Regions from separate parts of the Mus musculus genome. Here all the other regions are linked to region 2. Evidence: chromatin loops called from intact Hi-C (ENCODE). Cell type or tissue: heart. All regions are shown on one strand.

What was found. A loop is a pair of places that touch in the nucleus more often than their neighbours do. Peaks named below come from ENCODE experiments on the same cell type or tissue, not always from the same donor. Only the 100,000 strongest peaks of a DNase experiment are listed, where the experiment ranks them.
Region 1: a loop joins it to region 2, with 7 times the contacts of the local background. A loop is called at or near these places in 4 of 42 quality-filtered maps.
Region 3: a loop joins it to region 2, with 6 times the contacts of the local background. A loop is called at or near these places in 5 of 42 quality-filtered maps.

What each region holds. Positions count from the first base shown.
Region 1 is chr10:3,413,045-3,418,044 of GRCm38, reverse strand. The region is part of intron 1 of Ppp1r14c (protein phosphatase 1, regulatory inhibitor subunit 14C); the gene reads right to left. Among named protein-coding and RNA genes, the nearest start is that of Ppp1r14c, 49 kb to the right of the region's middle. In heart, no CTCF peak of the experiment used is centred here; DNase peaks (open chromatin) are centred at 1,214 and 3,004; H3K27ac peaks cover 4,223 bases.
Region 2 is chr10:3,523,585-3,528,584 of GRCm38, reverse strand. Gm30033 (a long non-coding RNA gene) reads right to left here. Exons shown (of 3, transcript XR_380041.2): 2 at 2,414-2,526. Among named protein-coding and RNA genes, the nearest start is that of Iyd, 14 kb to the left of the region's middle. In heart, no CTCF peak of the experiment used is centred here; a DNase peak (open chromatin) is centred at 2,744; H3K27ac peaks cover 4,031 bases.
Region 3 is chr10:3,391,936-3,396,935 of GRCm38, reverse strand. All of the region lies in intron 1 of Ppp1r14c (protein phosphatase 1, regulatory inhibitor subunit 14C), which reads right to left. Among named protein-coding and RNA genes, the nearest start is that of Ppp1r14c, 28 kb to the right of the region's middle. In heart, a CTCF peak has its summit at 2,648; DNase peaks (open chromatin) are centred at 345, 1,345, 1,985 and 2,545; H3K4me3 peaks cover 1,565 bases; H3K27ac peaks cover 3,168 bases.

The DNA of each region.
Region 1 (5,000 bases), 110 kb after region 2:
CACACACACATACACACACACACACACACTCAAACACACACATACACACACTCACACACAGATACACACACTCACACACACTCAAACACACACACTCACTCATACACATGCACACACACACTCACATACACACTCACATACACAGTCACACACACATACTCACACACACTAAAACACAGACACTCACACACACACACACACACACACACACACACACACACACACACACCACTGCTGACCACAAATGACCATGTTAAAAGGATGATTTACATTCTATTCATAGGAATTATTCTCGTCTTTCAAGATAGCAAGGTTTAGCCCACCCTTGTCACACACCCCGTAGCTTATGTTCTTTTCTGAGGAACTCAACACATAGACAAGTGACAACTGCTACAGATGGGAGAGGCCCACCACACGTGCTGTCCCAACCCCCAAACATTCTGTCTCCCTTGCTTCCTGCTCATGAAAACACATAGGATACGACTGACCAAGAACTGTGTTATTTTACAAACACCTTGGGATGTGTTTGAATTTTTGACAGCTCATGGGCTCCATTTAACACTTCCAGTTTTATTAACAAGTGACTTGTGACACATGCACATGTCATAGCAGACCAAATCTCACTGCTATCTCAATATCACAACAGCATACATCAAACACTGCCTGCTAGACAGGAAGATTGACATTCCTGGAGATGTTAGAGTATCCTAGAATAGCTGTTCTTAACTTGTAGGTCATGGCCCCTTTGGCAGTTGACTGCCCTTTTCACAGAGGTTACATGTCAGATATCCTGCATGTGAGATATTTACATTATGATTTATAACAGTAGCAAAATTACAGTTATGAAGTAGTAACAAAAGGAATTTTATGGTGGGGATGGGGTGTCACCACAACATGAGGAACTGAATTAAAGGGTCACAGCATTAGGAAAGGTGAGAACCACTGTTTTAGAAGAAGGCACAATTACATCAGGATCTCAGAGCTCTGGGTGCCAGGAGCAGGGTGTTCCCAGTGGAGCTAGGACCAGTGCGTAGAAGATCACCTGCAGAGAATCACAGGCTCCTATAAAACATCTGGCTTGTGCCAGAAGCAGGAATAGCTGCTGGAGGGTCTGAGCAGAAGGGTAACATGACCTGGTTTACCTTTAAAAGGTTTCACCCCTGCCGCTTGCTGAAGAATGGGCTTTGGGGGAGGGAGACCATTTACACAGTCCCAGAAATATCCACTAAAAGACGAGACAGGCTCAGAGCAGAGCAGTCATGTGATATGTATTCTGCTCTTACAACTAGGTCACTGCTGACCCAAACATCACAGCCAGCTAAGATGTTCTTGTGCCGCTCTGCCAGTGGCTGAAGTGGGTGAAGGCAGAAGCCTTCAGTGAAGATGAACATTAATTGCAAACAGAGCATCCTGCTGTGAGACTGCCCTGCAGATCAAGGTGTGAGAGAGGGCGCTGGTTGAGGGGACACCTGTTCTCAGAAGTTAACAGGGCTCTTAAACAGGAGCAACAAGCAGCCAGGCTGAGAAGGGCCTCCCTAGGTTGAAACCCATTGGCTATGCCACTTTTTCTTTCCTACCCACCAGGTAGGTACTTCTCCTTCCTCAGAACTAAACACGTATCACTACCCCAGGAACCCCATCCCCAACCCCTAAAACTAAAACGCTCCCTACCTATAGCAACTCACCTTAGGAACATACCTGAAGACTCCTTATGCTCTCCAAATATGGATAAAAGACGCAGAAGGTTGAAGAAACTGCTCAGTTGTTAAAGTATTTACTTGCCTTACACGCATGAAGACATGAGTTTGAGCCCCAGAACCCATGTTTAAAAGGAAAAAAAGCCAGGTGTGGTTACACATGCTTATAATCCCCGGAGAGCACAGAGGAGAGACAGGCAGATGCCTGGGGTTTGTCTGCCTACCTAACCTACTTGGAAATTTCAAAGCCATTGAGAGGCACTGTCTCCACAGTCACAAAAATTCTCCTGTCGTAGTTCTCAACCTTCCTAATGCTGTGACCCTTTGATTTAGTTCTTCATGTTGTGGTGATCCCCAACCATAAAATTATTTTCATTTCTACTTCACAACTGCAATTCTACTACTATTATGAATCGTAGTGTAAAGTTGCAGAATATCTGTTATGTGACCCTTGACAGCGTCATTCGATTCCCAGAGGGGATGCAGCTGAGGCATGTTAGCTGAGAATGTCCTGTGTTCTCCACATATACATACACATGCATTTAAACACACAACTGCATGTGCACAGACACACACACACTGCAGAATCAGGCAGAAGCAATCGATACAACCATCTTTGGTCTCAATGTCTCTTGATGCCCCTTATGGAATAAGAGGAAGTCAGAGATCCTGGGCAACAAAGCTCAGAATAGAATTAAAGAGCCCCAACCTGACTTTCCTGCATCTTTTCTGACTGCCTTGCTGCTCAGCAGTGAGACTTCGGGCCAGAGTCAGGTCATGGTGTGGTGACCCGTTCAGAGCAGGGACTATGGAGAGAGATGGGCCTCTGTAGTCTGTGGGTGCTAGGGCAAGGTGCTCTACCTCCCAATGTTTCCTACCCTTGTCCCAGGGCTACTGTCTGATTCTCAGGCTGCATGGTCAGATCCAGGCATGTAGTATAAGCCCACGACATAGCAAAGAGACCAGAGAGGACACTAAGTGTTGAATAGAATCAGTCTATTCCTCTTTTAAACAATATTAAGCTCTCAACGTAAATGTCTCTTCCAGAAAAGCTTAATTGCTAATGTCTGGGAAAAAACACAATGAAAGCCTTAACAGATTATCAATTTGGTCAAAATCACAAGGACTAAAAGGGGGGAAAGGAAAGGAAAAGATAAGCAAAAATCCCAAGGTATCAGTGCCAGGGAAAGAGCCGATAAGTCAGCCAAAGCTTGTGTTGTCCAGAAGACTTCCACTCAGTGTTGAGAGAAGCCAGGGCCGCAGCTGACAGACAGCATCCTGGCTAAAACTCAAAACAGACAAGTGTCCAAATGAAAGCCAGAGGCCAAGCCAAGGCCCAGAGATACTGGAGCGAGGCACTGTGAGCACAGTCTGGCGGGAGCAGCTGGGCCACTTCCACAGTGCCCAGTCTGCATGGCAGTTGAGGCCCTGGGGAGGAGCAGAGAGAGCAACTCAGACTCCATGCTGGCAAGCCTTAGGGCTGCTCTGCACTTTCTTTGCTTCCCTCACGACACATAGGAGGAGACAGAATGTCACATTGGGTACCAGGGACACACCAGGGTCAGAAGGTACGCTGTCAGGAAATTCCGGTTTTAGAGGGACCAGGCATAAAACTAGCCGGGTACTACCAGAGCTTGCCTGTGAATTGAGCAGACCAAAGGCCAAGCTCCTTTGTAAATAGTTAGCATGACTATTTATGTCTTGTGGGTGCATTCTATGTGAACAAAGTGACTGGTCACAGAACTCCATCGTGAACATCCTGTCCCTAAGCCACCGTGCAACTCTATCACCAAAGTGTCACAGAATCAGCGAGTTTATCACCAGCTAAGCTACTGAGGGATGCTTCCGTCTGGCTTCCACACACAAATCCTCACCTCTCTCTAGTCAAATCCCCACTCCACAGCCAGACTGATGGCTTTAAGAAGACAGAACTGTCACTTTCCTCCCCAGGGTCTTTGAGTGGCTTCCAACTTCTCTAAAGAAGAAATTCTTTAGGGTGGGGATTTCCCTCAGTGTTGGAGCCCCTGCCTAGCAAGCACAAGGCCTTGGGTCCTTCATCAGCTCCAAGCAAAATTCATTCATTTATTCATTCTTTGGTCAGTGATGGCCCACACCTTTAATACCAGCACTTGGGGTCTTTGAGTCTGAGGCCAGCCTAGTCAATAGAGCAAGTTCCAGGATGGCCAGGGATGCACAAAAAAAGCCTGCATCAAAAAGCCAAGCAAACACATAAAAATCTTAAAGAATAAACTCACTAACACACTCTATGAGCCACACTTCTGGTCTCTTCCCCATTCAACACCCCATTCATTACTTAAAGCAAGCACCATCTAGGTTTCCACAAGGCCTCTGCTCATGCTCAGTAAATAGATGTATGCTATGGTCATTATCTCACAACCTCCCTGTATTACGGAAGCTGGTTATAAATCATATCTCTCTGCTGTACTTAATGCATGTTCACCGGTTTCCACTAGTCAGCCAATCATTAACCTCTAAGTCTTTTGTGCTTTGCATGGTCTCAGAGGCACAACCAGTCTGAAAGGGCAATAGTTCCCAGGGTAGGCATTCTCATCTCCACCTTGCCCAAAGTTTCCACACCCAAACAATGTGACAACTCCTCCAGACATGGCCTCACCATGATATAGCCTCTTTAGACATAGCATGTGAGGGAAGGAAGGTTTCTCCACTGGGGGTTTCAGAAACTATAGAAGCATTAAGGGAAAACAAGAAAACACTTTGAATATTGGAAACCCATAGCCTAGGGGTCCTCCAAGTCATGGTGTGGAGGAACAGTGGCCAAGCACAACCACTGGGACCCTAGGGAGCTCCTCGGAGACTCAGAGGATGACAACAGTGTTGAGCTATTCATGAATCCCACAGCTCCTGTAGGATACATACGGGCCGACTTGATATACCAACGAACATGGCAGTGAGTGGGATGGGCAAGTCTTGGAGCCACTGAGCATATTTGGAGAACATTCGAACCTCAGCTGGAAAACTGGGCCTTATCTGTGAAAAACATGGCAGAGATAGTGGCTTTGCAAATGTCTGTCTTCCAGGCTGTCAGAGTAGAGGCCATATCTACTTCTAAAAGCAGTGTCCAGAGGGGTACAAAAAAATAGGGGACAGGACAAACAGTGTGTCTCCACTACCTGGTTGTGGACAGGCACACTTTGTCTTCAGGTCTGGTGAGCACAGGGTTCAGTAAAGATTGCAAGGAGGTGATAAAGGTAACTGTCCCTGGAGGCAAGTCATGAAGACCCTGACACCGTGAGGGCTAGTTATGACAACTACCGGTGTCTG
Region 2 (5,000 bases):
TTGAGACTGGGGCCAGGCAATCAGAAACCAATGGCTTTTTCTTTTTTTATCCTAATGTGTATCTATGTGTATGCATGTGTTTACATGTTCCCGGGGTGGGGGTGCATATGTGTGTACAGGGGTGTGGCAGTCAGTAGGTAACCTCGGGTGTCATCCTCAGGAAGGGCATCCACCTCCTTTGAGATAGTCTGTCACTGGTCTTGGGCTCAGCTGATTAGGGCCAGCAGGCTGACTAGCCGTCCTGACCCTGCTTCAGTGCTGAGATTATAAGCAGCCAGCACTTGATATTTTGTGTGGGTTCTGGATATCAAATCGGGTCCTCCTGATTGCAAGAGCTTTATCAGTCCAGCTGTGCCCTGTCTCCTGTACCACCATACTATGGCCATTCTCAGGATCCACCCCAAACTGCAGACTTTTCCAAGCAAGGCAGGAATGAGGTCACCTTATACGGGACCACACTAAACTCCCTTACTTTCCTTACATCGCTTTTTCTGACATCCTAACTATTCCGAAAATATTCTCTCCACCCTTGTCTGCCTTCCCTCTACTTCTCTCTCTTCTCCTTTTCTCTCCTTCCCCTCTCCCTGTCCCCTTCCTCTTAGGGGTCAGGCTAGAGGCAGATCAAGCCACACCCAACTGCACCAGCCATTCCCAGAGCTGCTGTGGAAAAAAACCCTACAAGCCCCCTACTGAAAACCCATCTTCTCACAGAGCCCCCAGGTATCTGGATTCCAGGGAAATAGTTGGCTTCCTAAGTCCCATTTCCCAGGCTACCAGGTCCAAGGAAGACCTCAGAAGGCTACCAATGGCACCTTTGTAGTGGGTACACTTCAACTGACTGTGGCCCTCCTCCCCACTGCAGCCCTAGTCACGTGGGAACAGAGAACAGGAAGTCTGGGGATGATCCAATGGACACGGAGGCAATAGAGTGCCCACAACCAGGCAGTGGCAAAAGAGGCTCTAGCGTTGGAGAGCAGAAGCAGGGCTCTCAAGCATCCCAGAGAGGGGCTGCCTGTGGTTCTTTGGTATAGACCGAACCATGAGAGGCTTGCGTGTGGTCCACTCGGTTCACATCCAAGTAAGTTGCAAAATCATGCTTTTTATGGTATTTCAGAAAAGACTTCCTGTGGCAGGAGGTTCTGCTGTCCCTAAATCCATCCCTGATTCGCACTCTGTAATTGCACTAAATTTGTAAATGAAGAAACTCAAGACTGACAGCACCCACAGCCCAGGCTCAGTTACCTGCACCTCCTTTCTCCTTCAGCCTAGAAGCCCACTCCTCCCTCTGGTGAGCTCGAAGGGAGGTACTAGGAGCCCTATGTCCTGAGCAGCCTGAAGCAGGTTGCAATATGGGCTGATCTGGGAAGCAGACATTTGCTCCCAGCAAGAATTTGCAGGGGTACCTGTTGTGGATTTGGTGTAACACTCGTATTATGTTAATTGGGTTCCCAAAATTGCACGGGAATCCTGCATGTGAGATGCTGAGGGTCCCTGCCCCCAACTGATTGGTAAATAAAGTTGTTAGCGGCTAATGACTGGGCAGGGAGACAAAAGTGGGACTTTAGGATTCCTGGGCAAGGGGGACGGAGAGAGGAAGGAGGACTTGGAATCTCTGTGCCAGGAAAGGAGTAAAGTACAGGCTTCAGGAGTAAAGTACAGGAAAGAGCGGTCCCAACCCTGTCTCCCATGGATTGGGTCTAGGGCAGCAACAGTGGAATATAATAATAATATTATTATTAAAATAAGAACTCAGGAGTATCACAGGGGAGGTATTACACTTGGATATTTGGAAGTGGCCCAACTATTTTGCTGATTGAGGCATATTAAATATAAGGCCATGTGTGTGTGTGTGTGTGTGTGTGTGTGTGTGTGTGTAACTTTAATTAGGGAATCAAGAACATTGGTGTGGGTAGCGTGGAACTCGTACCGCTGGGGCAATTTAAAGTAGCATTAATCACCTACAGCAATAGGTGCCACATCCATGAGGACAGAGCAGAAACCACGCCTGGAAGAATCTTAGCCTTCAGACTTCCCTCGTAGGAGAAGGGGAGAAGCAAGGGTTGAACATCTTGCTAATTAAAGTTCTAAGAAAACTTCTTAGTGGAAGAAAAACTCAGCGCAGTGTGACGTGTGTTTTAATAAACTTGGAGGTTACGCACTTTGGAAGGAGGCTTTGTCATCAGGTGGGACTCAGTCACATTTTTAGAAAGTGGTAAACTGTGGGGCCTTAGTCCTAAGTGGGTTTCTGTAGCCACAAAAGCCAGTGTTGGGGTCACACTCCCACCTGAGGACGTCCTGGCCATCACCACACCTAGGCTTTAATGGAGGGAAGGCAGGGTAAAGAGAGAAACTTCCCCACAGCCTGGTCCAGGAGCTTTGGGAGAGGAGGGGCACCATCATCTCTCTTACAAACCTGCTGGCCCTGCTGCCTGGTGAGGCCAGAGCTTTTTCTCAGAAAGTATCAGTCCTCAGCTTTGATATCTTTTGTAGGAAGCTGTCTCTCTGGGATGGCATGACTCTTCTCACCTGGGTATCAAAGGCATAAATAAGTGTCAGGACCTTGTTTCCTAATATATCAGCCTTCTGTACATGTACACACACACACACACACACACACACACACATACACTCATACACACACTCACACACACACACATATTCACACACACACACACACTGTTCCTAGGGCCAAAACTTCCATTTATATCCTTTATCTGTGTGTCTTTAGCCTGGCTCTCTGCCTGACCCACAGTAGTGCCAACTAAAGGGTGTTGAATGGAATGGTGGATAAGCAATGAAGTCTGGACGGCCTCTGCAAGCAGGGAGCAAATGTGAGCTTCTGTGAGACCAAAAGTGGGAGATGGGGAGAAAGAGAGAGAGAGAGAGAGAGAGAGAGAGAGAGAGAGAGAGAGAGAGAGAGAGAGACTACTTCCACTCCTCCCTCAGCTGTGCCTGAATGTCTTGACAGCCTGTCACACAGAACTGCCTGAGTTTCCAGTGGCCAGAGTCCCTCCCACCAAATCCTCCAATTTCACGTGTGGAATAAAAAGCTCCCTTTGCTCTTGGGTGTGGTTCAGACAGGATCCAGTGCAGCTTCCAAAGAAAGAGAAGAGTTTTTCCAGTGTTTGTTCTGTTTTTGTCATTTTTAGAAGGGCCAATTTTTGGACAATTTTCACTTAGTGCTGTAAATAAAAAGGGCACAATACAGTGAAAGATTAAAATCGTGTCCTCACAGTCACACCGACCGCAAGATTAGAGTTCTAAAGTACTGATACTTATTTTCAAAGTTCCCATTAACTGCAAAACATGTTTCAACTTATGGACCTCATGGGTTATTAAATGCAAGTAGACTTCCTAAAGTATCCGGATATGCCAGATTTTTTAGACACAGATCATATATTCAGTAGGGGGTGGGGTGGGCAGGAAGCACAACTTTCAACAAGTATTCAAACAGTGTTGTATGTGATGAGGTATAACAGCCACATTTGACTTCTTTTACCTAAATACCCTTAAAGTTTCAGCACATCCTACAGTAAAGCTAATTTGAAGCACTTTCCCCAAACAGCAACATGATACAGAATACCAAGTATAACTTCCTTTTCAGTGCCTCCAAAAACTACTGGATATTGACCTGTAAATAACATACAGAGCTTTAGACCTTTACAGTCATAAAGCATTGCTCCTACTGGGCACAGAGTTGTTCTTTTAAAGTGGGAGGTTTTCTCTGAGAGCCTCACTACACAGTTCTTTCTCCATCAGTTCAAAGTTGCCTTGCTGGTTCAGTGTCAAGATGCAGGGTGTGTGTACTGACCCTCCTCACTGCACAGCCTCACTAGGTTACAGTGTGAGGCTCGTCCTGGAGTACTAACACTGATAAGTCAGGCAAGGTGCCTGCATACCATGCAGATTCTGCAGAGAGGGGAAATAAAGAAGGCTGCTCCCCAGGTCAGAGTCAGAGAAGGGAGCAAGAGAACTGGGGCCTGAGGTTCCGAACGAGCCAGCTAAGAGAAGAGTCACAACCCACACTACCCAGACAATTAGAGCAGGGTCAGAAGCCAGCAGTGTGGCCCAGTCACTGAACAGAGAGGAGTGTGTTGGAAAAGAAGCTGAGATGTCTCTTAGGCCAGAGCTTGAGTGTGCTGGCACTAAGAGGCATGAGAGGTCACCGAAAGATTTAAGCAAGTAGGTCATGTAGACTTATATTTTTAAAAACTAACTTTAGTAAAAATACCTAAATACTTTAACCTTCCTTCTAGCCTACCACCTGCCAGAAGTATTTAAAAAAATAAAGGTTAATGGGGGCAAAAGAAGATATGGACTTGTTTAGAAATAGTTCTTTGAGGTGAATCCAAACTGCATAGTCAGGATACCCCAGGAAAGAGAGGAGAGACTAGGAGAAGGAGGAGGAATGAGAGGAGTGGAAGATGCCACCACGAGGGAAGATGGACGATGAGCATTTGGCCAGGAGAATATCTGGGGTACACCACTGGGGAGGTAGCCAGGGCAGCAGTTAGAAGAGTAGATTAGGAGTTACCTCCCAACCCCAGCAATTGTCAAAGCCAAATAAAATAATCATAGTGTGAGTCTCCCTTATTCCTAGTTGGGGATAAAGCATAAATCGGTTATACTACAAGGTTAAGTGATTTGCAGTTTTGAAAGATTCTCCTTTTGATGGCCGGGATGGGTTCACAATTGAATAATCTGTTTTCCATTGCTGTAACAAAGTCACCAAGGCAAGGCAGCTGCATCCTACTTGGCTTCCAGCAAGGCTATTGAGTTCATGGCGGAGGAGGTGAAATATAACATTGAATCTACCGCAACTGTCACCATGCTTGGCAGGGAAGTAGGCCCAGGATCAGCCTCAGAGTGCTAGAATGTAATGAAATACACATTTCTCCTACAATGTGTATTTTTGTTTTAAAAAGTTGTATGACTGAGGGAACTGCAATATATTTGACAAAGGGGAGGAAGTTGACTGTGGGATCGGCTTTTGCGCTGAA
Region 3 (5,000 bases), 130 kb after region 2:
TGGTACCAAAACAGCCAATGGCCTAACGACCGCCTATGTTTCTCTTACGTTATTTTGTATCCCACAGCAGTTTCTGGAAGTCCAGAGGGATTATATCTTTAATAATTCCATGAGAAGGGAAGAGGAAATAAAGCTGCCAGGGTCTATGACTATGCCTAGGTTAGAGGGCGCAGTCAGGCCTTTGTCTAAGATGTTTGTGGTAGGCCTGTAGGTCAGTCATGTTGACCTAGCTTAGGTTGTAGAATAAAACTTCAATACTGGGTCCTGCCAGGCAGAAGTTGTTGGCAACTCGGCTAGGCTCCTCCCAACAGCTACCTAGCAACAGCTTGCATAGTCCTGCCAGGTGCCAACCAACCAACTGGGCATATAAGAATTGCTTGGCTACCCCAGAGTGCTCTTTCCCTCTCCCTTTCCCTCCCCCTCCCCCTCTCTCTTCCCTACATGTTCTTCCAATAACCTTCCTTTTATACTAGGCCTATCATGTGGCTGATTGTTCAGGAGGACGCCTTGGCTTGGGCTTGCCAAGATGTTCCCTCCCGCCGAATTATCCCACTGTTTTATAAAAGACAACAGCAGACATCACTCTCCACCTTCAGTAACCCTTTTCCTCTCAGACTTATTCTATGGTCTCCTAAAGATATCAAAGCTCATCTTACTCTTCTGTCAGCCACAGAAGTAGACTTTGCTGCCTGCGTTTGTTTGGGATTTCCTCCAGCCTCCTGTGTGATTAGACCAGCTGGCACCCTGACCTCTTGTTGCAGCTTCCAGGCAGAAACGAAAAAGAAGAAAAGAAAGAAGAAAATGAAGCCTGCAGAGGACACGGATAGCAAGCAAAGGTCAGACAGAAAGACTCACCAGTGGAAACGTGCAAGCTTTCTAAGAGACTGACCAGATTCCTAGGGCCATCTGGGGGGAAAACCACGTTCATGAGCAAGTTGTATGAACCGCTGGGTGGTGCCGCAGCCTTTACATCAGCAATGGAGCGAAATGTTTATGAATTAGGCAAGAAAGATGAAACAAAGGGTAAAAAGATAAAGACAAAGATAAAACAAAGCTTATCATCCTTGCCTTAAGATGGGGTTTCCCTGATGACTCTGTCCCCAGCCTTGTGGTTGGTAGGTTGAGCTCCAGAGGTCCAGCTGTAGGTCTGATTGCCCAGGCAAAAATAGACCGCCCACCTACTCCCCCCCCCTTTGCCACACCCTGGATTGAACCCAGAGCACCAGGCCAAACTAGTCTCGAAGTAGAATACAGACAGCAACGTGAGGTGAGAAGGAGACAGTCGTGAGAGGGAGGGGGGGAGGGAGAACTGTGATTTAGCACTGCTCCTAGATGTGCGCGCCACAGCTCCCACTCGGAAGAAATGCAAAGGGGTGAGGAGGAGGGGCATCGGCACGGCTACAGTGATAACATTGGACCCTTCCAGAAGCTACAGTCCCTGGGTTCCATGCGTGGCCCTTCCCTTGCCTGTTCCCTCGGCTGTCAACACGTTGCAGCCTTCAGGCACACTGACAAGAATCCCTGCTTATCAACCAAGATAGTTCCCTTCCCAATATAAACCTGGCCTTAAACTGCCATGAAGTAAGACTATGTAAGGGCCACAGATTATCTCTATTTTTCCTATCTTTTCTCCCCAAATCCTTTCACATACACAGCAGCCACCAAGGCAATGGTATGTCTTTGCTGTTTTGGACTTATTGAGAAAAATTCCTTCAGATGGGTAGGCAGTATATGGAAGTCCTGCCTTGTCTGCTGAGTGTGAGACTATCTCAGTCATGCTTGGACGACAGTTCAGTGTCACACAAGAATATCTACAGCACAGTTACTCAGCAGGGAAGCTCTGAGAGCAAGGGGTCAAGGTTGCAGGCTAGGACACATAGGCCTTAAGATAAAGGGGACAGCAAAGAGGATGTAAAGTCGGGAGCACAGTGAGAGAGAGACTGGTGATCCTGCACACAAGGAAGGCCAGATCATGTGGTCAGGTAATCAAAGGGCATTGGCCACTCTTGGTAATTTCTCACCCTGCTTCCCTGGGTGGGATAAAGTGCATTGCTTGGTCTCAGCATCCTCACAACAATCAACAAGCTTCTCTCCATTTAAGACACTCTTTCAGGTCCTCTGCAAATGCAGCCACCGTTGGCTCACAGCCAAGATTCAACAGATGGTTAGACCATAGACCATTGAAGATAAGACTCTACTCTCTTCAAAGACAGCCAGTGGAGTAACCCTCTAAACCATCAGGAGAAAGTCGTGGGTCATGAGTTAGACCAAGAACGTTTCCCTTGAATAATCTAAGGAGGCCCTCACATTTCTTAAGGCCTGAACTCCCTTTGTGTTTCAGCTCAAACAGCACAGATACAAGCAGAGTTGTTTTCTTGTGTCTCTATGGCCTGAGCCGTTTCCCTGTGCTTCTGTGGTCTAAGACAGTCAGGCAAGGGGGGGACAGCTGAATTGACTCTGAAAGACACTGCTGCCTTGAAGCTGGAAACGAGACAAGAGATGGTTGCCAAGGAAGTTAGACAAGAATTGCACATGGCATCCTGCCTCGGTTCATTTTTAGAAGCCAATTCCAGGCTTGAGAACTCCCCGCAGGCCATGGACACCCTTGTAGAAGAAGATTAAGAGCCTGCCAAGCCGGGGCCACCCAGAATGACCAGCAGAGCTACCTCCCCATACTGCCTGGGATCTGCCCCATACACTCCATACACTGACTTCACCAGGCATACAGGGGTCCTCCTCCCTACTCTAGTCTTAAGACTCCACCTCCACACAAAAGAGGCACTTGTGGGGGATGCCCCACAAAGGGAAAACAGAACCAAACCTTAGGAACCTGGGTTCTAAACACTCTGGTGGAGTTTTAGACTTTTCTTTGCTGAAGTAACTTATGACTTGAGTGACAGGTTTAGAGATCCCTGTTACAGAGAGAGAATCTCAGACATTTCTAAGGACTCACCGTAACAAACACATCTTGCCAACCAGTAAATTCTTTGAAGCAGCACAGCCATGTTGCTGTGGTTCGAACTGCATTGTCTACCTTGAGCTTGAGTTTGATAACCCGATTTTAGTTCAACTGATGTGGCTGAGAGAAAAAGCAGCAACCCTCTGTTAGGTTACCCAGTAACATGGTCAGATGGTGTAAGATGGTTATGTGTTTGACCAGGGAAAGTACACAAAGCCAAAGTCCTGGCAACTACCTCTCTCTCTCTCTCTCTCTCACTCTCTGCACACGTGTGCACGAACACACATACATACACACACACACACACACACACACACACACACACAGAGGGAGGGAGAGAGAGAGAGAGCAGCCAAACCATTCCTAGAGAAATGTCAGGGAATCCATACATGCACATGGATTTATTTATTTATTTATTTATTTATTTATTTATTTATTTATTTTTTGATGTTGTTAATGAAGTGATTCTAAAAACTGAAATTACTAAACCATCATAAAGGGAAAGGACTTATAGAGTTGTTGTACCAACAGACTTTCCTACTCCCGAAATGCATTCAATATAACCAAATTTTATATTTTTAGAGAATGATTTCTATCACTTTTATTTTTAAAGAGGTATATTTTGGGTTCATGTGTGACCTCTGTTTGCAAAGACCATCTCAACCACAGACCCAGAACCTGGCCCACGAGAGAAGCTTTTATGTGTCTGTCATCCCTGTGGCTCTGAGGTAGTTGCTGAATATCTCCTTACCCGGAGTTCATCCTTTAAAACTGAACTAATTTTAAAGTAGGCTCCTTTCTCCATAGGGTTCCAATCTCAGACTTTGAGTGGATGCCAGGAACCACACTACGGAACCACACACACACTGTTCTTCTGAGGCTGTTGCTGATGCTGCAGGTGAATGCACAAACTTCCCTAAAGTGTTTCCATTTGAGGAAGTTGAGTGAAGGGTGCATGGGGAGCCTCTGCTACCTTTTATACTGTGATGGTTTGTATACGCTCGGCCTAGGGGGGCAGCGCTATTAGAAGGTGTGGCCATGTTGGAGTAGGTTTGGCCATCTTTGGGTATGGGCTTTAAGACTCTCATCCTAGCTGCCTGGAAGCCAGTATTCTGCTAGTAGCCTGCAGATAAAGATGTAGAACTCTCAGCTCCTCCTGTACCTTGCCTGCCTGGATGCTGCCATGTTCCACCCTTGATGAGAATGGACTGAACCTCTGAACTTGTAAGCCAGCCCCAGTTAAATGTTATCCTTAACTGTTCTTAAAGAGTTGCCTTGGTCATGTCTGTTCACAGCAGTAAAACTCTAACTAATATGTGTACTTAAAATTTCTTTTAAAAAAAGAGACAAAGAGCTGCCAGGCCTTTACCTATGAATCAACATCATCGAGGAAGAAGGAGTCTGGGGCAAGCCTTGGCTTGGAACAAAGTGATAGGTTGACTGTAGAAACTGAGAAAGCAACACAGGAAAGCTAAGGGGATGGAGGCCACACCGTCGTGGAACCCAGCCAGGTGACTAATGTACACAAATCTGGCTTTGAGGGGCATGGAGTGGCTCACTATTGTTGCTAGAGTCACATATTCTGACACTGGTGTCTCCCCACTCTGTACAGAGTTCACCTCCCACTGTGGTAACTGTCCACCAGGAGAGGTGCCAAGCAGCTTTACTGAACGCTTTCATCCTCAGGTGAGAAACTTCTATTTTAAGGAGAATAATAAACCAAGTTACATAAGGAATAAAAAAGAACAGCCATTGGCTCTCAACAGTCTAAATGGAGAATAATCACACACCTAACAAGCAACTGACCTGTAATTTTGACTCAGCTCTGCCTTGCTTTGAGTGTTTCCCATGCTACCCCAAGGCCTCCAACAACAAGCCACATAAGATCAAGGCTGCACACACACACACACACACACACACACACACACACACACACACACACTCACACACACACATACTCACACTCACATACACTATACAAGAGCTTCATCGCACCGTGAAGACGATAGCTAACACTGGTGGTTAAAGAGAACTTCCAAAA